Regions from separate parts of the Homo sapiens genome. Here regions 1 and 3 are each linked to region 2. The links are chromatin loops, found by intact Hi-C in ENCODE. Cell type or tissue: MCF 10A. All regions are shown on one strand. Each heading gives the region's core, and the rest is flanking DNA. Links, peaks and the distances in the headings are about the cores only.

The links. Hi-C counts contacts between places; a loop is a spot of excess contacts. Peaks named below come from ENCODE experiments on the same cell type or tissue, not always from the same donor. Only the 100,000 strongest peaks of a DNase experiment are listed, where the experiment ranks them.
Region 1: a loop joins it to region 2, with 7 times the contacts of the local background. A loop is called at or near these places in 3 of 110 quality-filtered maps.
Region 3: it touches region 2 in a loop (2.9-fold over the local background); 4 of 110 quality-filtered maps call a loop at or near these places.

What each region holds. Positions count from the first base shown.
Region 1 is chr1:208,648,416-208,658,750 of GRCh38, reverse strand. No RefSeq gene overlaps it. Among named protein-coding and RNA genes, the nearest start is that of LINC02769, 15 kb to the right of the region's middle. RefSeq lists a silencer at 6,206-6,392. In MCF 10A, for the core only: CTCF peaks have their summits at 4,358 (motif pointing left) and 6,263 (motif pointing left); DNase peaks (open chromatin) are centred at 4,340 and 6,250.
Region 2 is chr1:208,016,770-208,027,104 of GRCh38, reverse strand. PLXNA2 (plexin A2) reads left to right here. Exons shown (of 32, transcript NM_025179.4): 32 at 1-4,863. Among named protein-coding and RNA genes, the nearest start is that of LINC02767, 63 kb to the right of the region's middle. In MCF 10A, for the core only: a CTCF peak has its summit at 5,135; a DNase peak (open chromatin) is centred at 5,094.
Region 3 is chr1:209,243,867-209,254,201 of GRCh38, reverse strand. The region is part of intron 2 of LOC105372896 (a long non-coding RNA gene); the gene reads left to right. Among named protein-coding and RNA genes, the nearest start is that of LINC01696, 76 kb to the left of the region's middle. In MCF 10A, for the core only: a CTCF peak has its summit at 5,341 (motif pointing right); a DNase peak (open chromatin) is centred at 5,351.

The sequences.
Region 1 (10,335 bases), core at 3,250-8,249, 630 kb before region 2:
GTAAGGCTTCTACCATGGGGAACAAAAAGGAAAGAATTGGGAAATATGGGGAACCAAGAATACAAACGGGACAGACTATCTCCTTTGACTGTGGGCCCTAAGTAGCATCCTTTTTGACTATTCCCTATTGCTGCATCCTTCTGTTTCTCCCTCCATCACCCATCCTGAAATGCCAAGTTGAGACCTTGTGTCCTCCAGTCACTGGCAATGGGTTTACCCTGAGGTCTCCTGAAGCTCTATCTAGGCCACTATTTGCCCAAATAGCACCTCTGTACAAATTAGGAAAAGGTGCCCATTTTTTCCAGGTGGATGTAGCCACAAACTAAGAGGCTCGGTCTGGTCCACGGAGTGGGGGCTGGATTTCAGCTTCCCCCAACCCCTTCCTCCTGTTGGTCCTCAGTCAGGTGCAAGGCATAACCTGTACAAGTATAGCTGCTGGGCCAGGGCTCCCTTGAACTTCAGCCACAGCTGCACACATTATGAAGAGTGTGTTTATAATGTATGGGCCCTGGGGCTATAGTGGTATGTAAAATGGGTCTCCCATCTTCATGGAAATTATTCTCCAACAAAGGAAGAGACAGTAGCTTCTTCAGGTGGTTTAATCAGTCAGATATTTGATTTAAAGGCCTAGAAGTGAGACATACCTGGTTTGAACAAGGTAGCATGCTTGCCAGCTATGCTACCTTGAATAAGTCATTTTACCTTTCAAAGCCTCCATTTTCTTATCCTGAAAATGAGGGTAATGACATTACCTTCCTCAGAGGCCTGTTGTGAGCCTTAAATGAGACACAGGTATAGGTTTCATACATTTTGCTATAATAATTGTCATTCTATAACCAACCAAATGTAATCATGAAGAAAATGGAGACATCATTCTGGACTAGCACATTCAGAAAAAAAAAAAAAATCACCAAGCCAAGCGTAGTAGCATATGCCTGCAGTCCCAGCTATCCTGGGGGCTGAGGAGGAGGATCACTTGAGCCCAGGAATTCGAGAGCACCCTGAGCAACATAGGGAGGCCTTGTCTTTAAGAGAAAAGTAAAAAGAACACCAAACCAGAGTAACTTGAGCAGGAGTGGCAACATGAATTACCTTGGGGATAAGGCAGAAGCAAAGGTTACTAAAACAGGCCAGTTGTGATGTAACAAGGGATAGTGTGGAATGTGGCAAAACAGAGCATGCACACCCCATCTATCTAAAAGCATTCAGCTTCCAGCATTTGAGATCAACCGATATAGTCTGCAAGTGAAATTTTGCCTTTGCAGGATGGGCAAAAACAGGCAAAACACTGGATAAGAAAATTCCCAGTTTTCTTGGAAGGCCTGTCCTTCCTAATAACTGGTGTCACTGTTTCTTCCTATTTCTCTAGGGGTCTTTGGGAGTGATCCTGGACCCTTGAAATCCCTTCTATCACTCTTCCCTGATGATGGCATAGACCCAAAGCCACAGAAAACAAAGCCACTTTATTTTCAGACTCTTGAACGTTACCCCATGACAAACTCTTAGAAATGCCAGGCCTTTCCTCTTTCTTCTCCCTTCCCTCCCACCAACTAAATCTGAGATGAATTGAGTGCAGAGACTTCTCGCTCAGAGTACATTGTTTGAAAGTTTGTGTCATAAATGCATCGATCCTGCCTCATGCTCCCAAACAGAATCTCGATGTTGAAGCACTCCTTTAATCAAAAGTAAATTATGTACAGGCCACGTAGGCCAGCTCAGCTAGCCTCACAAAAAAGGCAATCCATCATTTATCCGTAAATGTCAGTGAAATCTGGGGATCAATATGTGCGCCAATGTGGATTATGTTTATTATTTTTCTGTAAATATCAATGCCGAGAAATAGTTCGAGGGAGCAGGCAGGTGCCTTGGGAAATCAGAACCTAACCTAGGGCATATGGTTGCATGGTGGAATCTTTCCAAGTATATTTGATCTGTCTTTTTGGCACTTCTTTGCATGTGAGAGCTGGGTCATCTCTAGTCTCATGAGAAATAGAAAAGAGAACAATTCTTAGGGCAATGAAGGAGTCTGAGAAAATTCCAGAGTTGATCTACCCTACAATGAGGTGGAGATGGCTTCTCTTGATATATTCTGAAGAGTGAGTATCGGCATAGAAAATAAAATAACTCCCAAAGATCTGTTTCATCCACAGGATCCCTGGAGCCAGAGGCAAGGAAATCTACAGCACTGTCCCGTCCCTTCTTTCAGCTCATCCTGATTGGTACAACCTCACAGGTGATGTCAGAGTCCAGGCAGTCAGGGGAGCAGCAAGCAGATGTTTTTGAAAGGAAGGATCTTGTATCAGGCTTCCTATTACTTTCTTCCTTTAATTATATAGGCAAAAGAAAGCCTTGGAAGTTTCTCTGTGAAAAACATGATCAAAGTGGTACTTAGAAAAGACAACAATAAATATTTGAATATACAATATTGGAAGCATAAGAGATTAAAGGCAGAGGGACCAATTGTGAGCCCCAGCCTAGATGGGTAGACACCTCTTTGTGGTCCATAGATCACAAGCTGTGAAATCAGGCATGCCAGGGCTCAAAGTTAAAACTTCATTCTGTTAATTGCCAGATGCATAAATGGAGCAACTTATAAGACCTTTGTGAGCCTCAGTGTCCTGCTTTGTAAAATGGGGTTAATAAGAACAGCTGAATTAGTCAGGATAGGCTGGAATAGAATATACTGCAGGAACAATCCCCTACATCTCTGTGGCTTCTAAAAGGTTACTTTTCCTCTCCTGTTTCAAGCCTATCCTTGTCAAAGGGGTAGGATGCTTTGTGAACCACGCGCTTGGTCTTCTCTAATCATTCGTGCTTTACTTCAAGGGATTCAGGGAAGTACAATCTTGTATTCGTTCAGAAGGAGAAGAGCTGGATATACTTGGCAAAGAGCACTCACAGCTCACACTGAACTCATAGGGCTTGGGGGCAAATTAAAGGCAACTTGCTGACATGAAGCCTGTGTCTGGTACCTGACAGGAAGGTATTTGACCATGGATGCTTACTCTGAGCCAGCCCTTTGATGTCAGACTCTGAAGGCTGTATTTGATTTGAGAGACAACATAGTATCTTCATGGGTGTGAAGAAGGAGAATGGCTAACTGGTGGGCTTGGAAAATTAACTTCGTCCAAGTACGGAGAGAGAGGTGGGAAGCTTTGAGACACTCCCGGAGGTGGTGCTAACGGCCTAGGCATGTGATGATGAGGACAGTGGATACCTACTGACATATTTGAAGTCTTATTGTCCTGCTGGGTAAAAGTGGAGAGCCCTGGGAACAGATGTCATGGGCATACTCAATGCCTATTTTAATGGAAGAATCAATTTAAGCTGTGGCAAATCATACAGTTAATATCCAGCATGCTTGAGGACTTCCACATTGCTTTCTCCCCCTGAAGTTTCTTCCTGTCTTTGTGTCTCCACTGGGAGCCTTGCAATTGTGTCATTCTGGATTAGGTAACATGAGACCTGAGATACAGGCCTATTACTCAAACTGTCTCTGTGACCTTCATAAGGTAGTCATGTTCCCTCTCCAGGCTTCAGTAGACCCGTTTGTAAAATAGAAGAGTTAAAATCCACCATCTCTAAGGTCTCTTTCAGTACCAGGTTTACAGTTTCTTGAAGAGTATTGGCAGCGAGTACAGGATTACTCTCCTCATGCCAGTTAACATTGATAAAATAATCTTACAATATCTGATTTAGTTTATGCATTCTTGTGCTTCACAGGGTCCATTTCCCCCAGCCTTGGGAAGACTAGAAAAAAGATGTAGAATAAAATCAGGATGTACATAACTTTTGGGAGTTATGGGGAAAGAGGTGCGATGAAATAAGGGTGTATGTGTTTATGGAAGTTTAATATATCGGAAATAATTAAGAAAAAATAACTCAACTCTTATGATTTTCATTTTCAGGTTTGGGAAGATCTCTGCAAAGCCTTCAGTAGGTTCTCTGAACCCTGGTTAGCAGGACTAAGGGAGAAATATGAGTTTGCTTAGGATCCATGGTGTGCCAGGAGTGCATAAGCTCCATAATATGGGCAGGGATGTTTGTCTTGTTCACTCCTGTATCCCCAGCACTGAGAAAAATAATGACATAAATAGGTGTTCAACAGATATCTACAGAACAAGCACATGAATTATAGAAAGAAAATGAATCATGCCTGGGTTCTTCCATCATGGCAATTTCCAATCCTCTTCTTATAAGCCAAAGTTCTTTTTCTTATGAATGCCTCCAGGGTTTCCCTATTCATCCTTTCACCAACACACACAAAGCACTTAATCCGTGCTTAATCCTAGTACAGGTCCTTAGTGACACATACGCTAATCTGCTTTTCGCCACCTAGTGCCAGATTTGTAAATTGACTCCTCCTGAACCTTCCTTTCCAGAGAAATGGAAGGTTTCCCCTCTTCACTCTGTGGAGTTAGGGACCTGGGAAAACATCTTTTCCTATCCTCTTCTTTTGAGGGAAAACAATTATTAATGCATCACAAAAGAAAAGTATATATTCTCACCTCAGATATGTTATCAAAGGAAATGATAAGTTGTTTTCATAGTGTTGAGCTTTATATATAAGGTAGATTTGGGGACCAGACAAGCTGGTATGAATCCCACTGCTGCCCACGGTAGGTATGAGAATTGGCAGGTTACTTTTATATTCTTAGTTTCAGTTCTTTCCCCCCTAATATGGATGAAAATAATAGTAATGCCTCTCAAGGCAATGTGTAAAACATACCCATGGTAAATATTCATTCATTTATTTATTTAACAAATATTTAGCAAATGCCTTAGATGTCCCAAGCATTATTCTGTTATAGCCTCTTGGATACAGCAATTAACAATGCAGATGACAAATCTCTGTCCTTATTTTGCTTATCAATTAGTGTTAAATAAAGATTAGCCATTATTATTGATATATTATACTAAACCTGAATACTCTAGAACTTTTCATCTAGACTAAGTCTTTTCTTCCCCTGTAATTGATGTCAGTGAGTCATTTGTATTTACTGCACAACTGCAGAGTACAGAGCCCTGGATTGAGTCTATATGGAGGGGGAAGAGGAAGGAGGATAGACTGAAGACGTGGCCTCTGCCTTCAGGAGTTTATAGTGCACACGCAAAGACTAGCAAGGATGAAAGGACTTTTGAATTTAAGAAACATGCATAAATTAAACATACCGCTCTTTTTGGCTTGTCCTCTGAGTAATAAGAACACGAGTGGATTTTCATCACTGTCTGTTGTAATCTTTCCAGAAAAACCACTGAACCATTCTGAAGGCTTCAGGAAGAGAAAACTAATGGCTTTATCTGAACTCCTTGGGAAAGAATGGGGTTTAGTAAGTAAATGGATGCATGTTTCTTAAACTGGCAAGAATCCTCATCAAGTGTCCTGACAAGGCAACAAGCAGATGAATGTCAATGTTATGTATCTGACACATTACCCACACACGTAACTCTGTGATTTTATAGAATTTTAGCCTCTGAAGGAGATTTTAATTATCCTCTTACTCAAATCTTTACCTTTACAGAGAAGGAAATACATGCAGAGGGGAAGAGTGATTTCACCCGAGGTGGTGCGGCTAGCATGTGGACTGCCTGGACCAATGCCTCAGTATCCCCATCGCCAGCACAGTGTTTTTTCTAGAACCTCTTGAAGCCTAAAGCCTCAGTATCCCCATTCTTAGTCCAGAGTTCTTTTTAGAACCTCTTGAAGCCTCCTTCTGTCTGACTTGGAGTGAAAACCCTTAGAGCTCAATGGCCTTTTTAACCAAATTGCTTGCTCTGAGCTCAGGCTAGTGGCATGTTGTGAGGGAATCTGAGTAGGAGCTTGTTGATAAACAGGTCCTGGCAGTGAGATTAGACACATTTCTAGTTATGGAAAAAGAAAGGGGGCTTTGCAGGTGCTTTTCCTCATACTGTTCTCTTCTCAAGGAGTTCAGATAAAGCTGCGAGTTTTCTTCTCCCAGACCCCTCAAAATGGTTCCACAGTTTTTTTCTGGACAGACTTGAATTAACAGTCTAATCTCACTAGTACTGAGAGAGAGCTGAGAACAAGCAAGAAAGGGTGGTGTGTTGAATGCATCCATGTTTCTTAAATTCAAGAGTCCTTTTGATCCTTGCAAAAGACCTCTGTCACTGTGGAGGAGACAGTACTCCAAGTTCCCCCAGTCTTGACTAAACCCCGTCTTCAATGCCTTTTGCTTCTGAAAGGATCTAGATTCGCTTGGGAAAGGGGGAGAGATTTTAAAAGGAGGTGACACCTAGTGGTCACTGTGACAAACAGCAGCCTACAGCGAAGAAGGCCGGTTGCTAAGGGTAGCAGCTGCAGCCATTTGTCTCCACTCTGACTAAATGGCCGGAAGAATCATAGAATGTTTATATTGGGAGCAACCTCCAGAGATTTTCTGTCAAGACATCTGCCTCCAGCCAGCACGAATAATATGTCTTATGCTTATGGTGTTGTATAAAACACTTTTACAAATATTATCACGTTTAATTCTCACATCGGCCCTGTGAATTTTGTAACATCATTATCTCTTTTTTAAAGACGAGATGATCAGTCATAATTTAGGCTTCTTGAGCAAAATCACTCAGCTAGTGAGCCATGAAGTAGGAGCTAGGAGTCAGGCCCTCAGCCCTTACCTTCCCACTTGCGATCAACTGTTTACTGACTCTAGGAAAAGACATGGAAGTGTTGAGTGAAACCCCGTCTCTACTAAAAAAATAATAATAAAAAAATAGCCGGGCGTGGTGGCGGGCGCCTGTAGTTCCAGCTACTCGGGAGGCTGAGGCGGGAGAATGGCGTGGACCCGGGAGGCGGAGCTTGCAGTGAGCCGAGATGGCGCCACTGCACTCCAGTCTGGGCGACAGAAAGAGACTCCATCTCAAAAAAAAAAAGAAAAAAAAGAAAAAAGAGACTGGTTTTTCACCAGGCTCAAACCCCAGCCCTTGCACAAAAATTGGCTTAGTGTTTGGAGCCAATTTTACATAAGTATTTTTGAGTCAGGAGAGAGTTTCTTCCACCTGCAAATTCATCTCTAAATTCCCTCTCCGTACATGAGAATAACAAATCTTCTCGGTGGGAAGAAAAGAAGTCGGCTTGATATGGACTGGCTGCAGAGAGGAGGGGGTTGCTGGGTCCCTGTGGCAGTGAACGATGGGGCCATCCAGGAATACGGAAGAGGCTGCTGGTTGTGTCAGAAGAGTCCTTGTAAGAGGAAATTAAGCCGGATATAACCTGATATGAAATCGCTGGGTACATCTCAGGTTCCTGGCTTAAATATTCAATAGTCTTCAGGGAGAAAATGAATTAATGAATAGGGTCATCTGACAGTAGAATTTTTTAAAAAGTGTTTGAAAAGTAAAAACGCGTTCTACCCCATCCACTCCCTCAGCCACACCCTCTCTACAGAGGCTCCAATTTCTCACAGAATTTCTCAGGTATTGCCTCACCTACTCCTACCCTAGCCCAAGCTGCCTGTCATCCCTCCCTGCTACATCTCTTGGTACTTGGACGTTCAAGTACAGCAGCCTTTAGCCGCTTACACAATCACAGGACATCCTCTGAAAGAGAAGCAATCTTCTGTGGTTTGGTTGTTTTAGAAAGAAGGCATTGTTGATGGAGGTCTTGACTTGTGGGCTGACATAGCAAGCGAAGGATGGGTTTGCTTTTTCTGGATGTTACTTGTTTAAAAAATATATTTATAAGAGAAAGCCCTCTCTATTTTCCTAAGGGATAGGGCTGGACAGGAAGTTTTCAGAGATTCAAGCCAGATGGGGGTGCAAACCTCTCAGGACCAACACAGCATCTTTCCTGAGCTCTCTACTGTGGATGTGCTGAGGTCCTCCACATGAAAGTTAGGAAGGGATATTTCTCCTTTCAGCAAGAGGCTGCTAGTTGTGCCAGATGAGTCCTTAGGAGGAAATCAAGCCAGATGTAACCTCCACAAGGTATTTTCTCTTATCATTCCCTAACAAGAAAAAAGAAATCCAAGAGACAGAACTAGACTGTATGGTAGTTTCTGTCAGTATTGAGGTTATGAGGTACACCAACTACAACATGCAGTATATTCTCAACCTCATTTTCCTATGCCCCAGCCTGCTTATAACACCATGGGGCAGGCAGACAACCACTATGATGCCCAACCCTAACCCAGAGCCTATGTGCAAAGGTTCACGTAGGATGCCTGGTGCCTTTTTCATAGGGGAATTTCAATCAATTCCCTGCACTCCTCAATTCCCAGTTACTTCCTTTTCTTCTTAGAATTCAGGAAGTATAAGTCTCCACTGGCACAAGTCTCCACTGTCTAATTAGACTGACTGATGTGAGAGATCGAATGGGTTAATGGAAGGCCAACATATATCTTAACACCTTTATTTGTGCTGGCCTTACCTGTTCATTAGTCTTAAGTACCCTAGAGTAATTACAGAGTCCCCTCGTCTGCCAGGTCTCTCTATTGCACGTAGGCAAGAGGTGTTCAGAGCTGGTTCACAGACAGTGATGTTGGTAGGCTGACTAGTCCCTTAGATTTTGAGACTCCCAGCTCAGGTGTCTGATGCTTTACTAATAATAACATCAAGGGAACCTCCAAGGGTACTGACAATAATAATAATGTCACATACTCATTCAACTGAAGACTTTTTAAAAGAATTTACCCAGACAACATTCTAGGTACTTGGGATTCATCAGTGAACAAAAAGGTTAACATTTCTGCACACGTGCAGCTTTCATCATAGCTCACAAAAGCTTTTGCCTAAACTTACCTTATTGAAGCCTTGCAAGAATCCTAAGAGTGCTGAGGTCTCAACTTTCTGTTTTTTACAGAAGGATAAACTTATTTATCCTGCTCCTCATATCATAAAGCACTCCTCCTAATCTCCAGGTCAAACTTCTGACCAACCCAATCATAATGTTGTTCTTGATTTTCTCTACCAACTATTTATGTCTACACATTGATTTTATTTCTACTGTTGGCAGCTTGGTGTCATAGAAAGAAAAAAGAATCCAGAATGAACCTGAGCTCAAATTCATTCTCCACCACTCACTAGATAGTAAACTTTAGTCAAGTCTCTTTATTCCAATTTTCTCATAAGTAAAATGTTATAATAAGGGTAAAATAAGAACTCTGTGAGACCACACTTAGGGAGATGCTGTGTTATTGGTTTCATGCTTTACACAGATGTGACATAGAGATCCCATGAGCTTAGCAGCAAAAGCTACCCAGTGGAATTCTTTCTGGGGTACAAACATGTAAGAATAATACTTTCTAAGCTCAGTTATTGAATAAAGTATTGTATCAGTCTGTTCTCATGCTGCTGGTAAAAACATACCTGAGACTGGGTAATTTATTTAAAAAAAAAAAAAAGAGGCTTAATGGACTAACAGTTCCACATAACTGGGGAGGCCTCACAATCATGGTGGAAGGTGAAAGGCATGTCTTACATGGCAGAAGATGAGAGGGAATGAGAGCCAAGGGAAAGGGGAAACCTCTTATAAAACCATCAGATCTTCTCAGACTTATTCACTACCACAAGAACAATACTGGGAAAACTGCCCCTACAATTCAATTATCTCCCACGATTCAATTATCTCCCACTTGGTCCCTCCCACAACATGTGGGAAATTTGGGAGCTACAATTCAAGAAGAGATTTGGGTGGGGACACAGTGAAACCATATCAAGTATGTTTTCTCCTCTGACTGGAGAGAAGATGGGAATGGAAGCCAATTCTCTAGTAGACAAGTGAAAATAGAAAGGTCCATTTGATAAATAGGAACAGCTATTCCTTTTCACAGTAGGGAAAGTCTTAGTAGGGAAAAAAAAAAGTTCAGTGTCAGAGAAGTGATATCAGAATTTCCCTATAGCCCCAAGAAGCCCACATCTGGGAGGGAATTTGCATGGCCATTTAATTCATTACTTCTCCTCAAGGTAAGATTACCATGTGGATATTGGATGGTGCCTGGGAAGTCACACCTGTGATAATTGGCATCGCTGTTGCATTCTTCAGAGCAAAAGGCAAAGAACATACTAGAAGCTTGGGTTTGATTTCTCCATTTCTTCAGTCAATGCTCTAGAATAAATGAAGATCAAATATGACAGATAATAGGCAACCTGCTCTTGGGAAGGATATATCTAATCCAGACCCTGGGGTTCCCTCATTGCAGAAATATCCCGAGCTTGGGATTCCTTCTCAAGGAAGCCTGTTACACACAACCAACGTCTGCCTTCCCACAAAGCTGTGCCTGTCAAGGCAGAAGGGTAGAGTGCAGACATCTCTTCCATAGAAGAGAGAAAAATGATACGAGAGCAGCTTGGATGGGAACAATATTTCAGGCATGGCTA
Region 2 (10,335 bases), core at 2,031-7,030:
ACTCCTCTCCCTACGCCAGCCAAGTTTCGTCATAGCCAGTTCCAGCTGGGAGAGACAGTGGGCGTCGTCCATCCTCAGTGAGAACACCAGAGAACCCGGGGCCGGGAGAAGGTGGTTCTTCAAGCCGAGAGGCACGAGCTGGGGACAGTTCTGCCTCTGTGACTGCTGCTTTGCATGAAAACTCATTTGATGTATATTGGGGAAATAATGAGAACTTTATTTAATTTTTTTAAGAAAAAGGGAAAAAAACAGAAATAAAACAAAAAGCCGCCCTGTTAATCCCGTCCAACTTTTGTTTAATTCTGATTTCTGTCTCCCTTCCATCTTTTCTCCCATTCCTCCTTCTTTATATAATGCCTATTTCCAAATGCCAGAGAAAGCAGAGATGCTGAGAGACATTGGAGAGAAAATGACTGTCTCCTTTTCCTTGAAATTAAAAAAAAAAAAAAAAAGAGAAAGAGGAGAAGAAGAATGATGAGCACAAGTATGCACCAAACACTTCGCAAAAACAGAGGCCAGTAAAACCTGGAATTATCCCGGCAGCCAGAGGAGTATGGAACTTCCAGAACTTTGCACAAATTGCAAAGCCATCAAGAGCTCACCCTGGCTGACTGGAAACTGAGCTTTATCTACCACACACCTGTATATTCTCATCTTTTGAGAGGAGATGTGTACCTAGATAGTACCAATGCTTTTTGCTACTGTTTTTTGTTTTGTTTTATTTAATCCTAAACCTCAACAAATGAGGAGCTGGTCTTTGATATGTTTCCTTTCAATTTCCCTAAAGTTACTATGAGAAGTGGGGTGAGGTGGGCCTCTCCCAGACCAGACACCTGGCAGCCCTGCCTCATATCAATCCCTGTCATAAACCAGGCACCCTGGGGAAACGGCCTGGAGGTGTGTGGGCCAGGCCTCCACGAGGTTCCATTTGAAAGTTGATTTGGAGACATAGGTGTTTGACTTTGGAGTTCACTCCAATCATCCAGTGGTCCCTGGCAATTAAAAAGAAAACAAAAATCAAACACTGTTTACAGCAAGCAATACTTGAAGAGCATAGGTTACAGAAGCTGCAGTATTTATTATTATGCTTTCTTTCTTTCATTCTCTCGTGCCTGGAGAGGGGAGACCACCCTTCGCTCATATACGGAAGCTCCTGACCATCTGGGCCTACAGCACTTCCTCAGTAGAAATGACTGTGGCATGCCCACGTTACTACCTTCTGCCTCTCTTTCTGCCTCTCACGGACTTGTGAGTGTGAAGGACAAGTGGATGACTTCTCACTGGACTTTCCTTCTCTGTCTCTTCTGATGATGCCTAAAACTATGGATAACCAATTCTCCTGAGTGTAGATTCCAAACAAAGAGACCAAAGCTCCATGCCCAGGTCCAAAGGCCCCATAGAAGCCAGTGGGAGTCATCGAGAGGAAAGGCGCTCTGTGAGTGTCAGGACCTTGGTGGCCAGGATAGCCATCAGAGTGTCCAGGCCTCCCACATTACCTTGGATCCGAGCAGCCAGCTCCAACTGTTCTGCAAGCAGCACTGGAGTCAGGGGGTAGGAGGACAAGTGGAAGCAAAGGTGTGGGACTGGGGAAGACAAAGAGGAACAAGCTGCCCTTCCTCACTTTTCAAAGGGTCAGGAATCCTAGGCTATGATGCTGGGAAGCTAGACCAGCTCCTCCAAGAGAGACTAGACCAGGGTCATTTTCTCTGTTATTAACTCTGGGCTCCAGCTTCTCCGTGCCCTGCTTTACCTCCAAGTGGTTCCAATTTCCAAAGGCCCTGCTGACCACATGTGATTCCCAGGAGAGGGCTGGGGGAGGGGAGCGCAGAGGTCTGGCTTCCATCCTTGGCGTGTAGCTTTGGATCGCTGTCTAACCACACAGCAGACGTTGCCCGGTCTCCCCAGCTCTAGTTTCTTGCCTGAATGCGGCTGACAAATGGGAAGAGAAAAGCATTCAGCAAAATACTCAGGAAACTTGCTGTTTTCATTATAATTCACAACCAGCCATGCCAAGGCCACTTTCTTTTGAAAATCCACTTCTTTAAAGTTTCTCAGGCCCTATTAGTAGCCTGAAGGAAATACTAATGACTGGCCTTCCGCACTAAGCCAAAGTGTTTGCTCTTCATAGCACTCAAAGCTTATCAGCGCAGAGCCCATAATTTATGGAGATAAAAGGAAAGGAGATATAGGTAAGAAGAGTGTGACCAGGAGACCTTATGCTACCTGTAAAAAAGTTCAGCCCACCCCATCTAACTTCTGAGCTCTGTTTGGGTGAAGATTTTCTGGCCGCATGGCTGCTCAGACTGGCATCCAGGCTTTGCTCCACCAAGAAGTTAAAGGCAGTCGGACATCTCAGTAGCATCTCTACCAGCCCTTAACTCAATGCATCTACCTGGCATCTCCCAGCAGTTACTTTTGGAGACGATTCACTGCCCCTGGGGCGTTTCCTTGAAGGTTTGTGGAGAGCGTGGAGAATGATGGGGCAATGGCCAATTGGAGGGTGGAGAGTGAAGAGCCGGAGCTGGCTGTGAGTGGTTTGGCCACATTTCTCAGGATTCCATGAGAGACTTGGGGAACTTGGGCTGACAAAGGAAGTAGCCTGGGGCATCCTTAAGGAAGGAATTAAGAAAAGGGAAAAAGCTGGACTCAAGCCACGCCATGAGGGTGAAAGGTTATAAGGCCCTGCCCCCTTTCCAGCTGCCCACCTGTTCCTCCTCCACACCTCTTCGCTTTGGGCCACCAAGAACCAATGAAGTCCACACCCTTTGGATGAGAAAAAGAGGGAGTTGGTTGGCCTCTCTTCTCCCTGTTATCCAATTTGAGGATATTTTGACCTTGGGTAAGGATGAAGTGTTAAAGCCACAGCTCCTCTCCACAAGAAGCCATTCATCTTGGGGGAGGCAGAGAGGGAAGTCTCTCTCCAAAGTCTATCCAGCTTCGCTTCGTTTCATTGATCTGCACAAGAGACAATGCTCTGGAAAAGGAAGAGGACCCCAGAAGGGTGCTTGGCAAGACAGAGGATGCTAATGGGCAATGGAGAGCACTCCCTCCAGCTGGCCCCTGCTGCTGCCTCCCGTCCTCTGCATGGGGTCAGGTGCTTCTGTGCTTGCTGTCCTACCTCTCTCCACAGCAGGGCTCTCAAAACCATTTTGATCCCCCATTGGCAGAGGGTTCCCCTCTTTACAGAGTTCAGTCATTAAAAGCATGGATCAGCTGTTAATCTCATTGGAGGAGGGAACTGTTTCCTGCATTCATTCATCTGGGAACCTTCTTGAGTAGCCACTGTCTGCCAGCCACTGCTCTAGAGATGGGAAAACAGCACGGAACAAAACCAAGGTCTTTCTTCCAGCGAATTTATATCCTTCAGGAAGCTGGTTCCTGCCACCAACTTAGCAGGCAACAGTTCTCCTCCCCTAGTGGCACAGGGTACCAGTTTTGTAGGAAAAGTGGTCCAGCAAAGGAAGAAAGCAGACCAACCCAGCTGCCTTACCTTATTCTGGGGCCATTCCCCCAGCGATGAGAGCTGCTCTTGTTTCTACTGCCACCATCTCTTCTGGCTGCACTTCACCTGCTGCTTGAGCTTCTGACCTTCCTTCAGTTCCACCAAATGAGGACAGGAAATAGCAGTCAAGACCCCTGGCCCTGCTGAGCGTGAAACAGAAGCAATGGATGAGTGCTGGACGAAGAATGGCCTGGGCAGAACAAATAGGGAGCATTTGAAAGCTTCTGGCTGATAAATCTCCAGGTGCATCCCGGTTGCCACGCCTGCCCCCATTAACCTGCTCCTGGTAAATACTGATCCAGCAGCTGCTCCAGGAGAGGCCGTCTTTTTTTCCCAGCCACGCTGTGTCTTGCATGAGACTCCTGGGGCCTGGGCACAGAGAGAAAAGAATTGAGACTCAGGAGGCTCAGTGGGTGAGAAAATGCAAAGTGGCTTCACAGACACAGGGCTGTGGGAGCAGATCGACGGGGAACTTGGGAGATGAACTTCAGGGCCTTCCGACGCCTTGTCTCAGGAACATGCTTTGAGAAAAATGGTAGCATCCTTTCCATAACTCAGTCTCTCTTCCCTAGTTTCCCTGAAGTGTGACGTTTTAGTATCTGGAGCTCAGTGATCCCCATGAATGAGGGATAAAGTTTCACTCTTGGTATTTTCTAACTAGTGCTAGGGAAAGTCCTGAGACACGATCACAGCCACTGCTTGGCATACAGGGCCTCCACCCAATAAGCAAACTGGAGATTCCTCAGCCTCTCGTGGACACCCACATCTCATTCTTCTCACAGCAGAGAAGCTCTCCCTTCAGCCTGAGCTGTCTTCTTTCTGCTGCAGTGCAGCCTGCTCCCTCCTACCCTGGCCTCAAGGAAGGTAGGAAACATCTTCTGCATTTCAAAGTCCTCACTTTGACTTATTTGGCCTTCATCTTGGCATGGAAGGTGGCAGGCAGAATGGAAATACTCCCCCCAAACAGAACAGATATTCTTGCGTGTGTAAGGGCAGAAGGGACAAGCTCTCTATCCCATGAGACTAGGGGCCGGAGCCCACCTGCCTTTCCCCACAACTTTTCCTGCTCAAACCCACTCCTCTTGACACACTGGAATCTGTATTATATATATTTTTAAGAAAATACAATGATGGTTGTCTGGTTTTGTTGTTTTTACAGGTGTTGTGGAATAAAAACTGTAAGAAAATTAAGTATTTAAAATGTTCCAATAAAGTGGGGTTTTTTGTTATTCTAATATATTATTGTGTACCTATTGTAAATATGAAACACTCCTATTTTGCAAGCTGAGGACACAATTTGTACTGTTGTTATATATAAATAAAGTTTACTGAATTAAAAAAACCTTAAATCTTTAAATAAACCCGATTGTTCAGCAGCATATATGCAGAATAACATTTTAAGGGCATATTTAAGAATGGTACTCATGGAAATATGAGCTAAGTTGTTTTGAGGGAGTTTTAGAATTCTCTCTGGAGCCAGAGCTTATTAATGTACCAGTCATCATCATCAACATAACACACACACACACACACACACACACACACACACACACACACACACACACACACACACACGAGATACCGTGGCTTATACCAGCAGGTGAACACTGCCCCCTAGCCCCAAGACCTCAGAATACAGCTTTCCTCCAACTGGAGGCAGCTAGTGTACTCCATGAGTTAGGACCCCTTCCCAGGAGAGAAGGGAGGTCTCAGAAGAATGAGATCCTCCTCTGCCTCCATGCTTAATACATGTTCTTCATGTGTTTGTACATTCATGTATACAAAGTGCATTCTTGTGCTTGTACAAAACGTATTAAGCACGGCCTGGCACTGTGGTAAGTGCTGGGGGATAACATAATAAGTGAGAAAGACATGATCCTTGTCCTCATCAACCTTTTAGTGTAGTGAAAAGCATAGGCTTGCTTAAAAAGGAATGTTTCACCATGCCTTGAGAAGGGGTTTTATGGTTGCTTTTTTTTGGTCATTTTCAGTTAAAGGATTAAAGGTAAATAAAGGGAAAGATGCCAGATAGTGTGTGCTTTTAGATCCAGTGCAGGTAAGACAAGAAGGCGGGCCCTGCCTAGGGGAGAACAGTAGCTGGGCAGACAAAGTCCAGAGGCAGCAGAAACATCACAATTCCACAGTAAGCCTGAGAGGTAGGGAATTGATCTTAGGACTCCTAATCCTTAGGGGTCCCTTAACCCTAGGAGGTCATGCCTCCTCCCCTCCTCTGTACTTTCATCTATTTTACGTTCTGGTGTTCCAACATGTGTGGGTGACACTTCTTCTCTCTGGTAAGAGAAATAGATGAGAATAACTCAAGTATCCATCTGACATCTCAACTGAGCATGCAAGCAAACTGCTGCTCACTATTTCCATGATAATGGGACCAGGAGAGTTCTGGGTCTTCAACCTTATACCAGGCACTAAGAGTAGAGCCTCCTGAAGGATGAGGTGCAGGCCCTGCCTTCAGAGTGCCTCCAGTCTAACATGGACAGCCAACACACAAGGGAGAATGGGGCCTGGGACTTGTAAAACAAAACATGTAAACAAGTGCATGTTGGTAAACATAGTGTGTGCTTACAGCTTCAAAGAGATCATAATTGGGAAGATTGTTAGTCCCGACTTAGCAGCCTCTGAGTTCACAGTGTTTGTGGGTCCCCCATCCACACCGCACACATGTACACACACACACCCTTCCCAGATGGAATGGAGAGATGCAAAAGCTGGTCCTGAGGGTGAGAAAAATGCAAACATAACACCATGAGGAGTCAGGAGGAGAGGAGAAGAGTGCAGTGCTGAGGTCTGCATGTAATTAGTGTGTCATTTTCAACAACACAGTGGGCCTCAGGCCTGGGGAGTGCACCCTTGGGCCTGGGGAGTGCACCAGAGCTTTTTACTAACTTTAAACCATCCTCCTCTTCTCTCTGAAATGCAAACCTAGAACCCTGGAGGCACTCGAGTGTCTAGCAGTGAAAAATGTGTCTTTTCTCAGTAAAAGCAACAATATGGCCCTGGTGAGCTCCAATGTGGGACAGAGCAGTTAGATGAGTCTTGCCTCTGTCACTGCCTGACTGGGCTCCTGGCTTCACAAGAGGCTGGGATACAGGGAAATTTGGACAGAGGAGGACGTTTCTCAGTACAGGATCCTTACTTCCCTGAGTTTTCTCCAATCTTCTTGCTGCTCCCCTCACCCCACCGCCATCTGTCCCCTCAACAACTTGGACTTAGGGTATCCCTATTATTAAATACCTGCTGCAGAAACTACCATCCTCTGGCAAGGAAGCAAAGGAAGAGGATGGAAGCTACCAGGTGGTCTGTCTTGTTCACTGTCGTATTCCCAGAACAGAGCACAGACCCTGGCCCACAGCAGATGCCCCTTGAGTATGTTCTGAATAAACAGATGATGGAATGAATGGAACTTGGGAACCACCTACCAAATGCCAGGCTCTGGAACATCCTCCCTTGTAGGCTTCTCATGCTCACATGATAAGAGTTTTCCATTTTTTAGTCTGAGATTCAGAGAGGTTAAGGGACTTACTTAAGACTGCACAGTTACAAAGTGGTAGAGCCACAGAGGTCTGATTCCAGACTTCACATTGCACAGGCTTTTTCCACTGCACTTTCCACACTACCTTTCATTAGCTCTAGAACCATTGAATACTTGGAAGTCCACCCCAGAAATGGATCCTTCCTCTTGTAACAAGAAGATCCTATGGAGACACTCTTCCTCATTCACCAATAGTCATGTTTGTTCAATGCAATTGATATCTCTTCCTCACTTGCTATGAGCATGACACTAGACTAGGTACTATTAGGAACACAAAGGGAGGGAAAAGCTAAGTCCTGAAGTTGCAGCTTTCCCTGGGTTTACACTCTAATGCCAATACCAAATCATTATTCTATAAGAAAAAGATTCATCCCTTTTATTAGGGGTATTTCTATCTCATTTTTACCACAAATGCAAAATAATTTTGCCAAACTGTGTCAGTAGAATTCTCAGAGACCTATTTTCCTCAATTTGAGGGTAAAACCTGCATGATAAGACACTCAAGAGAATTTAGGGAGATGGGTGCTGCTGATTGTCTGCGCTTGATCATATCAACACCACGAGCTGCCAAACATCTCAGCTCAGCAAGTGAGCTGAAAGACAGAGGAGGCTTCCACCTGTCAGCAGCCAAATGAGCAGCCCACCAAAGCACATGCACAGAAATTTCTACTGCATGTAATTGCATTCATCTTATTCCTGGCTTTGCTTTATGTCTCTGTCTCATTTATCTTGATTCCTCACCCCTACTCCTTTCTAATTGCTAGGTTTCATGTATCCCCTGCTAAGAGCATAAGCTTTGGATTCCGATTGCCTCGGGTTGAATTCCATCCTCAAGCTGTATGGTCTGGGGCAAGTTATATAACCTCTCTGTGCATCAATTTTCAAATCAATAAAATGAGGATAATAATATGCATCCAATAAGGTTTTTATATGGGTTAAATAAGGTAATGTATGTAATGGACTAAGTATTACAATAGGTAAATGAGCAGGAGAGAGAATGAACCATACATCCTTCTTTTTTTTTTTTTTTTTTTTGAGATGGAGTCTTGCTGTGTCACCCAGGCTGGAGTGCTGTGGCGTGATCTCGGCTCACTGCAAGCTCCACCTCCTGGGTTCACGCCATTCTCCTGCCTCAGCCTCCTGAGTAGCTGGGACTACAGGCACCCGCCAGCACGCCCGGCTAATTTTTTGTATTTTTTTGTATTTTTAGTAGAGACGGGGTTTCACCATGTTAGCCAGGATGGTCCCGATCTCCTGACCTCATGATCCGCCCGCCTCGGTCTCCCAAAGTGCTGGGATTACAGGCTTCAGCCACTGCACCCAGCCACCATACATCCTTCTTTTACAGGCAGCCCAGGAGGACCTACAGGCAGGAATTGATGAGCATCTCCATCTGACTGTGGGAAGAAGTTGAATTAATAGAAGTTTTGGAGATGAAAGTTGGTGCCTGAGAGTTAAGTCCTTAGGAGACTAGTCATGGATGCTAACATAGGAAAATAGAAGATGAATCAAGGTTTCACCCAATGGCAGAACCAGCTATGAACCTGCCAGTGAACATGCTATAGGTAAATGGGAAGTGGCAGACAGAAGTGGATCAAGCCTAATTTCCATGTGCTAAGGCCACAGACAGGGCTCAGTTGGCTACAAGAGTCTGTTGATGGCCTCCTGAAAGCATGCCCAGATCAAGGGTCTGAAAAGGATTTGGGGCCTACTAGGAAAGGTAGTTCTTCACCCTGAGAGCCAGAGGGCAGGGCCAGCCCACAGGCAGAGGATAACAGCAACAGAGGGGAGCAAAGAGGCTGGAGGCAGAGGGCACAGAAGGACCCCAGAAGGACTATTCCCAGCAAGAAGTCAAGGAAGTGGAGTAGGAAACGGGCTGGAGCACTCACCAGACCTGAGAGGGGGATTCACCTATCTCCCCTCAGGAGGAGTCTGGGCACCTCCACACTGAGCTGGTTTTAGGTAAGTGTATTAGTCAGGGTTTTCCAGAGAAACAAAACCAGTAAACCAATAGGGTGTGTGTGTGTGTGTGTGTGTGTGTGTGTGTGTGTGTGTGTGTGTGTGTGTAAGGGGGTGGAGATTTTAAAGAATTGGCTCATGCAATCATGGGAGCTAGCAAGTCTGAAATCTGCAGGTCAGGCTGGCTAAAAATTCCTGCAAAAGTTGATGATGCAGCCTTGAGTACAAAAGCAGTCTAGAGGGAGAATTTCTTCTTCGGGAAACTTCAGTCTTTTTCCCTTAAGGTCTTCAACTGTTGATGAGGCCCACTCACATTTTAGAGGGTGAACTGCTTTACTCAAAGTCTACAGATTGTAAATATTAATCACATCTAAAAAATACCTTCGTAGAAACATCTAGACTGGTATTTGATCAAAAAACTGGGCACTGTAGTCTAGCCAAGTTGATACATAAAATTAACCATCACAGGGAGGAAAAGACCAGTCAATCCGTTCATCGAACGCTGAAACTAAATGAAGTGCCTGTGATCCTTAAATCTATTCACTTTGATGATTTCTTGTCTGGTTTCTTTTGCCCTTAGTCTCTGAGTAGAAGATGCTTTTGAACGATCCTAACCTTTACTGGGTAACCAAAGAAGAAGAGGAACAGACATCAATGGGTATGGAGGGCCCTTGAGAGGCAGAGAGGGTACTGGCTCCAGATCAGGGAAGTGGACGACTCTTGGACTCATCATGGGAAATAATAAGAGGGAAAATCTGGAAGCCATCCCCCATCTGGTTTTCTTCCAGAAATCATTAATGTCTGAATTATCCCAGCCCATTTAGAAGAGCCCCACCTAAGAGGCAAACACCAGAAAACCAGTAAACAACAAAAACATATGGCTGGTTATTTAATCCTCCTGAATTGGGCAGTACTCCAATCTTCCTGATCCATCCTCCCAGGCTCCTCTCTCTTTGGTTCTCCCATCTTCATGTGGCTCCATTTTGCAGGTTCTAATTGCCATCACAGGTGTCCCTAACTTCCATGACCCATTTTAGAAAAGCTCACCTGGAACTCTCCTTTTGCCACAATCATTATCATCATCCTCTAGCATGCTGCAGCACCCAAAAGTGCCCCTGGCCCCACAGAAGAGCCTACAGTGCCACACACTGGAGGGTAAGAAGGGAGGCTCCCCAGCCTGACGGTACCTGACTTCTCCTCTGCCTGGCACTGACCCTGAGTGATTTTAAAGGCCACAGGATCTTTTCAGAGCTGAGATGTGGGTGACTTCATGAACCCTGAGCTTCAGTGGCTGTGGGAACCCAGCTCGTGCCCCTCCTCATTT
Region 3 (10,335 bases), core at 2,713-7,712, 1.2 Mb before region 2:
TCAAATATGATCAAAAGGACTCTTTGTGAATAACAAGACACTCCTATCACTTAGGAAATTCCAAGCGTTTTTGAAGTTCTGTGCCAGGAACTGGGGGACAAAGATTAGATGGATTCTTTATTATATCATAGGTAGAAATAACTCCATCTTGATTTCTGCAGTTAATGCCTACCTAACGATCATATAGTTGGCTATATTGTATCATGAATAGTGAAGAAACCAGTTTTTCCAGCTCTCAGCAAAGAAATGTCAAGAAAGCATGGCTGCTGTTGGTTTAAGATCTATAAGGTAGAAATACCATTTGACCCAGCCATCCCATTACTGAGTATATACCCAAAGGATTATAAATCATGCTGCTATAAAGACACATGCACACATATGTTTATTGCGGCACTATTCACAATAGCAAAGACTTGGAACCAACCCAAATGTCCATCAATGATAGACTGGATTAAGAAAATGTGGCACATATACACCATGGAATACTATGCAGCCATAAAAAAGGATGAGTTCCTGTCCTTTGTAGGGACATGGATGAAGCTGGAAACCATCATTCTCAGCAAACTATTGCAAGGACAGAAAACCAAACACCGTGTGTTCTCACTCATAGGTGGGAATTGAACAATGAGAACACTTGGACACAGGGTGGGGAACATCACACACCAGGGCCTGTCGTGGGGTGGGGGGAGGGGGGAGGGATAGCCTTAGGAGATATACCTAATGTAAATGACGAGTTAATGGGTGCAGCACACCAACATGGCACATGTATACATAGGTAACAAACCTGCACATTGTGCACATGTACCTTAGAACTTAAAGTACAATAAAAAAAAAGAGTACATATATGAAGATATTGCTGAAAAAACAAAAAAAACAAATCCACCACAACAACAAAGATCTATAAGGTAAGATGTGAGGTAAGTCTATCCTTGACTCCCCAGCTATTGAGCAGCCAGAGGATATGGATAAGAAGCCGCTCGATTCAGCCCTTTGAGCCTTTGTTTCTGCTGGTGAGCTCTCGGATCACCTTCCCTCTGATAACTCTTTAAACATCAAGTAGCTGTTTAAAGCAACGTTTTCTTCTGTTCTTTTCCCTTTTTCTTGGTCAGTGGATTAGCCAAGATTGATTTTTCTGCATGGCTGGGGAAGGCCTAAGGTTAAAAGATAAAAAGGTGGATTCCTTTTAAATGTAATTTAGATTTTTTTTCCCCTGGCATTAGTTCTGATATCAACCACAGAATCACGTCAATGTTCCAGAAACACCTGGGCCCTAGCTACAGCTGCTGGGGTAGGGCAAACCTACACTTCCAGCATAGCACAGCTGGGGCGGTCTAGGCAGATTTGCCATCAGGTGTCATTCTCTCTCTCTCTTTCTCTCCATCTCCCCCTCCAGCCCCCAGCTCTTTCTGCCACCCTACCCATTTTTTTCTCTCTTCTTTTCTTTCTCCTATTCTGCTTGCAAAATGCAGCTAGAGGACACACATGTTTATTCTACTCCATTGTTCTTTCAAGTCAGTGTGTATTTATCTTTTGCAAACTAAAGAGCTCAAGGGAGAACTGTTTCTGAGTCTACCAGATGACAAAAAGAGCCAATCGATTGAGTCGGAAAGCCTGTCAATTCAGCGGAACATCTTTGGCATGAGTGGTGTGTGAACAAAACAGGATTCAATTTTCCACTTTTTGCCAGGTTTCTCTTTGGCAGTGAGTAGACCACATCCAAATGCTATGCCAGGTGCAATAAACCACCCTCTTCATTTCTAAGTGGCTATCTTTCCACTTCACCTTAAAGTGGATACCAGTAAGCCTCTGTATGTTAAGTGTAAATGAGTGGTTTTATAAATAATGTCCCTAAGGACTGGAGACTCCCTGGAGCTTGAGGCAGAGAGTATGGGACAATGGTAGGAAGGAGGTGATGTGATGTGACATAGCCAGAGAATTGGAGAAGTTGGGGATGGAGAGAAACTGTTATTCAATGGATGGGGCTAAGCAGGGAAAGAATATTTGAAAAAATAAGAGTGAGAACTTGAGGCATGGCCACTGCAAGCTGGATAATGCTTAAGATGGAAGCATTGGCCAGGTTCCCACACTGTGCATAGCCCAGTGGCTTAAAAGGTCTTACGCATTTGTGGCCTCAGGAAATGGCAGTGTGACATCACGACACTGTGTTTACATGGGATATGGGGGCAAGAGATGGGGGTCTGTGCCCTACTCTGCCATTCCTCTTCTTCCTTCTTTCCTCCCTTTCATCTTTCTTCATTTAATTATTGCTAAGATTGTAAGGGACTCTTGAGTAATATTTACATGTGTCTTAGCCACATTCAGTGTTAAATTCAAAGAGTTGGTTTCAATCCAGCCAGCCAGTGCAAAAAGCTTCTAAACGCCAGGATACGATTTCAAAAAGCTAGCAGGCTGGTAATTCCCCATCCAGAACCCTCCACCACCATTAGGTCAATAGATGGAGGTGGGGAGAGAGTTTGGACAATCTATCCAACCAAAATGAAGCTACAACAATAAAACAAAATGGAAGCCATTATATGAGTAATAATAGAGACAGACATTCGCAGACAAACTGGCCATAAATGCAAGAAGGAAGAACCGGAGAACTGAGAATGAAGGAAAATCTGAATTAGTCAGGATTTTCCTGATTACAAGGGGTAGAAACCTATCTTGACCAAGCTTAAGTGAAAAGGAAGTTTATTGGTTGATCTCATTAAAAAGCCCAGGATTACACTGACTGCAGGCACACTGGAGGCTCCAATGCCACCTGGTGTTCCAATGCCACCTGGAATGACACATCTTTGCTCTTCTCTGTATTAGCTTCAGTTTCAGACACACTTTTGCTTGTAGTGGCAAGAGAGCCCCCAGCATTTCCAGACTCAAACTCCATCTCACTAGTACCAGGAAAAGTTCCAGGTGGGCTCCCATTGGATCAATTTGAGCCATGTTCCTTCTCTGAACTAATTACTGTGGCCAGGGGAATAGGATGTCTTTATGGATCATGCCTTAGCCAGTTGTTCACCCCTGAAGCCTGGAGTGGGGCCAACCACACCCAAAGTACATGGTCTGAGAGTAAGCAAGAAATGATTCCGCCAGGAAAATCAGGAGTCTTCTTTACAGAAGAGCAAAGATGCTGGCAGGCAAAAACAACAGATGTCCACCCCAGATGCCAACAAGAAGCCAAAGTCATAAAACTGAACCAAGTACAGTTATGTACCGGTTTCTGGAATCCACCAGGAAAGGGTCAGATCTATATGAGGACTCAAGGTGTAAATGACAATTGCCCAGACGGCATTCTATATAAGGGTCTCTTTTTTAATAAATGTTTCAGGCCCTCCCTGGCCTGCTCCTTAACGCTTTAGAAAGAAACCTACTCTTTCTAGGCCTGACCCCAGAAACCCTAGTGCAGAAAGGGATCCCTTTGTAGAATGCAAGAGTGTCCTCCTGCCTTTCACTTTTTCATTCTCACAAAGTCTGGTCTTAAATCTTCACCCAGGCTAGACTCCTCCCCACCACATACATCTGTTTCTCCATTGATGCTACAGAGTAATCAGAAAGGGTCATTGGTATTGCTGTTCTGGTGAACATATCCATTGAAACAGATGCGTAGCAGATACCTGGGGCAGGAGTGGGAGTTGAGCAATGTGGCCCCGGCATAACTAGCATGAAGAAAAACCAAGGTAGAAGAGAAGAAGTGAGGAGCTGCCTAACAGGTTATATTTACCAAAATGTTTAAAAGGAAGGAGGAGGAAGCATACTTATTAGAAGATCTATCTCCATTTAAACAGCTCGCAAAATTAGCCGTCTCACCCATATGCCAAACACTGACAAAGAAAACACAACAGTCCTAGCACAAAAAAAGAGAGAGCAGAGCTGCAGTCTCAGGCTCTGAGAGGGCTCATTATCAAAGCTCTGTCTCCATCCTGTTGATATCAATCCTGGCAGGGCACCGTGGCTGCTGCCAGTGGAGAGGAAAAAATTACCCAGGCTGACGCCTCCAAATAATTGATAATTTGCCTCCTAAATGAACAAATCAAGTAAGATTTAATTGTTGGCGGGGACTGCCATCCAGGAACAGCAAAGTATATAATTGCTTAAGCATTACATATGGCTTTCCACGCATCCCCCCTCCCTCCCCCTTTCTTTTTATAAACCAAACATAATTGTTTAATGACATTGATGGGGAATAGACTTGTGACATTAAAAATGACACTTATGACATAACTGTCAGTTGATGACAGCTCACTGACAGCGCCAGTGAGAAATTAATCATTTTAGATGCTTTATGGTTTGCTCATTTAATGTCACAAATAAGATCTTGCTATCTAACCACATATAATCTCTCCCCGACAACCAACTCTGGTCCCTCTCCAGGGACAGTTTGGTTATTATCCTGCCTCTGGTATGGGGGCTGGCTGAGTGGGGCCTGGGGTAAGATTTTAGGAATAGTTGGTGGTGGGTTACCTGCAGGGAGGGGCTAGAAATTCCCTGGGGAAATTTGCACCTGAGCGGAGTCCACATTTAGTTCTCTCACTTGCCACTTGTTTAAGGAAGCTTTCAGGGGGAAAGAGCTAAACTGTTGGGACTGATTCTAATAAAGACAGAAAGCTGAGGAAGTAGAGAGGCTATTTTTAGCTGGTTAATGGGGAGTAAATGGGGCCACCCTGTGATATGCTAAGATATGCCTTGTGCTCATTGCTGACTGGTACTCCCACACTCTCTGCTGGGCAGACATCTGTTAATTGCTTTCTGTTGGACTTCACTTTGACATTTGGAGAAATGGAAGGAGACTACCTAACTATTTTCTCCCTAAACGATGTCTCTGTGGAGCTTGGGAGCAAGGGAGGAAGGAAGTGAGGTGAGTTGGAAGCTTGCTCTCTGCTCGAGTTTGCTAAAACCTTCAACACAGTGTGCCCAAGGCACTTTGGCCTGGATTTTATTGAAAACCCCTGTGTGGGCTCCAGACAATCCGTCACTGAAGTCTTTTCTTCCATGCTGCATTGGCCTGTGGTCTATTTAATCCGAACACATGCTTATCTCTCTACCCACCTTTCCATACATTTTACTAATCTTGTAAATAGATTCTAAAAAAATAATAAAATAAACTTTCCAATTTATAACAAAAAATGTTCTTCATCTCGTTGTGCATGCATCAGTGCTTTCTTGAGGAGGCAGCTCCTGTCACCAAGCAGCAGAAGGCTAAAAATCAAGCTTCCTAGGGTGAAGGTGGTAGTTTCACTCGTACGTAATCTTACCCTGCCTTTTCTTTCATTTAGACACCTAAGTTGCATTTGTATTTGCATTTAGTTAGGTTTAGCTATGTGGTGTAGTGCAATTAATGGCCACTAGGTGGCAACAAAGGACCTCTTGGCCTGATTATTGGCTGTAGGCAGTGACTGATACAGGTGAAATGAGCCTGCCTTCTGTTATAACAGTACCAGTGAAGACTTATTTGATGCTAACCACCTGGCAGGCACCATCATAAGTGCTTGCTTCTTATACATTAACACTTCGATCTGCAACAATCCTGTGAGTATTACAGAGATTAAGGAACTCACTCACATACCTAGCAGTTGGCAGAGCTGAAATTTAGCTTCGGTTCTGACTAATGACAAAGGCTGTATTCTTAGACTGCACTTTACTACACCCTTAAAAAATACCCTTCCAGTTTGGGGAAGAAGTTGAATAGCCAAAACAAATGCCTCACCATCACTGAGCTCTGAAGCTTCCTTCACATAAAATAAGAAGAAAAGGACACAGAAAGAGCAAATTTATCAAGGTACACAGACTCTCAGAGTTGGACAATTCTTGACCCTGTAGCCTAGGCTCCCATCCAGTAGAGGGGTCTCCCTGGCACAGCCCTGAAAGAAGATCACATGGTCTCTGCCAGACGACTTCTGGGAACTGGTCGCCAAATGAAGGTGGCATGAGTTTCTTCTCTGTCTGCTCATGGTGACTTTTCTTTCTAAGAAGAGGAATTCAGAGAGAAGAGACCAAAAAAAAAAAAAATCCGAACAAACAAATTCATAGCCCCTATCCATCAAAGTAGCTCTAGGGAACAATATGGATATGATGGTTAATTTCATCTGTCCACTTGACTGGACTGTGGGGTGCCTAGACACCTGGTCACATATTATTATGAGTGTGTCTGTAAAGGTGTTTCTGAAAGAGATTAACATTTGAATCGGTAGACTGAGGGAAGCAGATTGTCCTTGCTAATGTGTGCTAGCCCCATCTGATCTGTTGAAGGCTTGAATAGAACAAAAAGGCTGACCCTGCCTAGAGTAAGAGAGAATTCCCCCTGCCTGCCTGACTGCCTTTGAGCTGGGACATCATTTGTTTCCTGATGTTGGATTCAGACTAAAACATTGGCTATTCCTGGGTCTTGAGGCTGCTGGCATTTGGATTGGAACTTACAACATGGGCTCTCCTGGGGCAGCTTGCCACTCCAGATCTTGGGACTTAGCCTCCATAGTTGCATGAGCTAATTTCTTATTTTATTTATATGTAATATATACTATACATATGAATATACAATATATAATATGTATTATACATATGAATATATAACATATAATATATATTATACATATGAATATATAATATATATTATACATATGAATATGTAATATATATGAATATATAATATATTATACATATGAATATATAATATATATAAAATAACAATTAGCTGTATATCATAATATATAGAATTATAATGTATATTACATATAATATATATATAATACGTATTTTACACACATGCACATACATATCCTATTGGTCTATTTCTCTGAAGAACACAGACTAGTACAAAAGGTCAACCAAAAAAATCTAAATTATAAAAGAATGAAAGCTGCCTCCTTATTATATGTAGTGCGTGGTTAAGCAGGAGGGACTCTGTTGTCAGACCACCTGGGCTTTAGTGCTGGCTCTGCTCCCTCCTGTTTGTCCTAGGAAGCTTCAGTGACCTCTTTATAAAGGGGATAATCATAAATGAGATGATGCAGATACAATTCTTTGCACAGTGCTTGGCAATTAGTAAGTGTCTGTTACTTTCCTCAGGTATTTGTTATTTCTTTCAATCAGTTACCAAGCAATCTTGGCAAAATAACTTACTCTACTTTTTTCACAAATGAAAAAACCTAGAGGGGAAAAAATAGGCATAACTCTCCTCTTTTTTCTTCTTGGAAGGGATGCATGAGGTCAAAATGGATTAAAAAAGGGCCAGGCATGGTGACTCATGCCTGTAATCCCAGCGCTTTGGGAGGCTGAGGCAAGAGGATCACTGCAAGGCTCATGACCACTGCAAAGAATCATCATTTAGTCAGTAACCGCTTCCAAAGGAAAGGAGAGAAGCCTTCCTGGAGAGCCCAGCCAGTGCAAACAGCAGTCATTTCTGTGTCACAGCTCTCGGCTTATTCAAACAGGAAAGTGCAGTGGAATGCAGACTGCCAGGGAAAAGCATTCTTACAATATAATGCACATAGCTTTGTGGGCCTCCCTTAGTTTTAAAAATTATTTCTTAAGAAAGAAAGAGGCCTCCCTGGTGTAGATATAAAATTCTTTTAGGCCGGGCACAGTGGCTCACGCCTGTAATCCCAGCACTTTGGGAGGCCGAGGCAGGCAGATCGCTTGAGGTCAGGAGTTCAAGACCAGCCTGGCTAACATGGCAAAACTGTCTCTACTAAAAATACAAAAATTAGCCAGATGCAGTGGCGCGCGCCTGAAATCCCAGCTACTCGGGAGGGTGAGGCAGGAGAATCACTTAAACCTGGGAGCCGGAGTTTGCAGTGAGCCAAGATTGTGCCACTGCATTCCAGCCTGGGTGACAGAGCAAGAGCTTGTCTCAAAATAAATAAGTAAATAAATAAATAAATAAAATTCTTTCAGTGGCACCTGCACCTAGTAAATAGCATCTGATGGAGGAGACTCAAATGCCAGTGCTGAACTTCTGAGCAAGTGGGTTCTCCTCCTTCAGTTCTTGACTCTGTCTTTCCCTCTCCACATTGACATCACTCACATTGCTGGGGAGTTTGTACACTCTCGTGGCTTCAGCTAATCCCTCTCAGAAGGAAACTAGAAGACCTTCCTCTGCATGCAACTCAACAACTGGACATTTCCACCCAGATGTCCAACTATGGCCTAGAACGCTACATTCTGAGGTACCACTCCCTGTTCCTCGGGGCTCCTGGGCTAGACGGTTTGAGCTGATCTTGACCACACCCCTCCCCTTCATCAGTTCCTGCCATGGTTTGCTCTCAGCTGTCTTTCAGGTTTACTCTTCTCTCTGCATCCCCACAGCTCAGGTGTTTCAAGCTGCATGTCCAGGTGCCTTCAACAGCCTTCGGGAGGCTCCCTGTTTCTCACCTATCTTTTGTCAAATCAATCTTTTAAAATACTCCTTGTGCCTCAACCTTCCCTTGCTCCAGACCCCACAGATACTTCCCACTGCCTGCTCCCCAGGTACAAGCTTCTCAGCCTGGATTCCGTATTGTGCTCCTTTTCAGTCTATTCAACCATTATGCTATTTTCCAGCTTCAGCCAGCAGGCCCCTGCCTGCCCTCCAGCTCCGTGATGTTCCACCATCCCCCTTTGCACGTGCATTCAGCAGGTGTGTAATGAAAGCTGGAGGACTCTGTGCGTGTTCTCTACTTTCCCCTTTCCCCGCTGGCATCTACCACCCCGCATAGCCCTCCAAACCACTCCCACTTTATCTGCATTCTGATCCCATTTCTTCTTTGTAATTTAAATTTTAATTACACAAGTGATATAATGTTCTTTAAAAATAAACTTATAGAGAAGACTAAAGTCCCCTTTATCAGTTCCTCCAATCTTCCTCCTTCCCCCTTGCCCAGGTAGCATGGCTCAGTGCTTGAGGAGTATACTTCCAGGTATGGCTTTTTTTTTTTTTACATTTTCATATATATTTATATATGCTCATTAAGTATCTGTAGAATTTATGTTGTACGTGCCAATTAAAAATATCAATGGCATCATATATTTACATTTTGTAAACTTGTTGAACATCTATCCATGTTAGCCTACTTGGAGGAGCCTCACACTGGTTATCTGATGTGGACGGCTCTGTAGTATGAATAACCACTTATTTAACCATTACCTCTTTTATGGGCATTAGGTTATTCCAGTGTCTAGGTGTGCAAACTCTGTTTCATGAAACAATCCAGGAATCCTTCTTTTTGTCTGTGTGTGGATTGCATTTGTTGATTCTGTTTTCTTCTCAGGATCATATAGTAAGTTAGAACTAAGCCAATATTTATTGAGCAATTCTCATGTAGCAGGCACTGAGGCATTTTTACCACAAACCTTGAGTTAGAGAGACACATTTCCCATTCTATAGATGAGAAAACTGAGGCTTCAAGAGACAAAGTGAGTCAGGTTTTGCAAACACATTAAAGTTAGGTTGCTCCTAACAGTCACTTGTGCTGGGTTCTTCCCCAGAACTCCCCACTGTGAGTCTCACGACAGGGGAAACCACATGCCATACCTCTTTTTATACTCTAATATGTCCTGGCTACACAATAAATCTCAATAAAACTTGATTGATTATTTGGGAGACAAATTAGCACTATCGTATTAACTAGCAGGATATTTTATTTAGGTATTTTAGCAACAATAAGAAGACACTAGCATCACTGAGTAGCTGGTTAAAATATTATTAGAAGTTAATTCATATTTTAGCAGATAATTCCTAATTAATTTGCTGTAGTTATCTTGTTAAATGTCAATTAAATCTCTCCACATCCCTTACAGGTTTCTGCTATTCATAAAATGTAATTATGCAGCTATTGCTCATGTACTCTTTATTGCTTATACAATCTACCAGTTAAATACAAGTCAAAAAGATTTATCTTCCGGGTTCTTAATAACATCACTAAATGTTCTAATTAATAATCAATAACCTGTTTGCATAATTAATTAAAGAAAGAATCCTAATGAGATGGTGCCTTGTAGCTAGCCACACTGAGCCTGGAACTTTTATCTCCTATAGCAATCCTAGCTCAGAGTGGAAGAGTTTATTTGAACAACTCTTTCCTTTTGGGCACAGAGAAGCGCTGGGCTTAGCACTAGTAATGGGAACTCAGATGATTCTGCTGGGAAATCCTTATGTACATTGTTTCTTAACAATGTGTAATATAAGTATCTCCATGGAATGTAACCTATTTGTTGGATATGAATTTTCGCTAATACAGGTTCAAGTGAACAAAAATAAGTTTCTTCATCTTCTTAAAAGCCAATTATCTGAACCTAAGCCCTCATTCCACCTGACGCAGAAACTTAATCTAGTCACTTTTGAGTAAATTTACTCCTATGTAG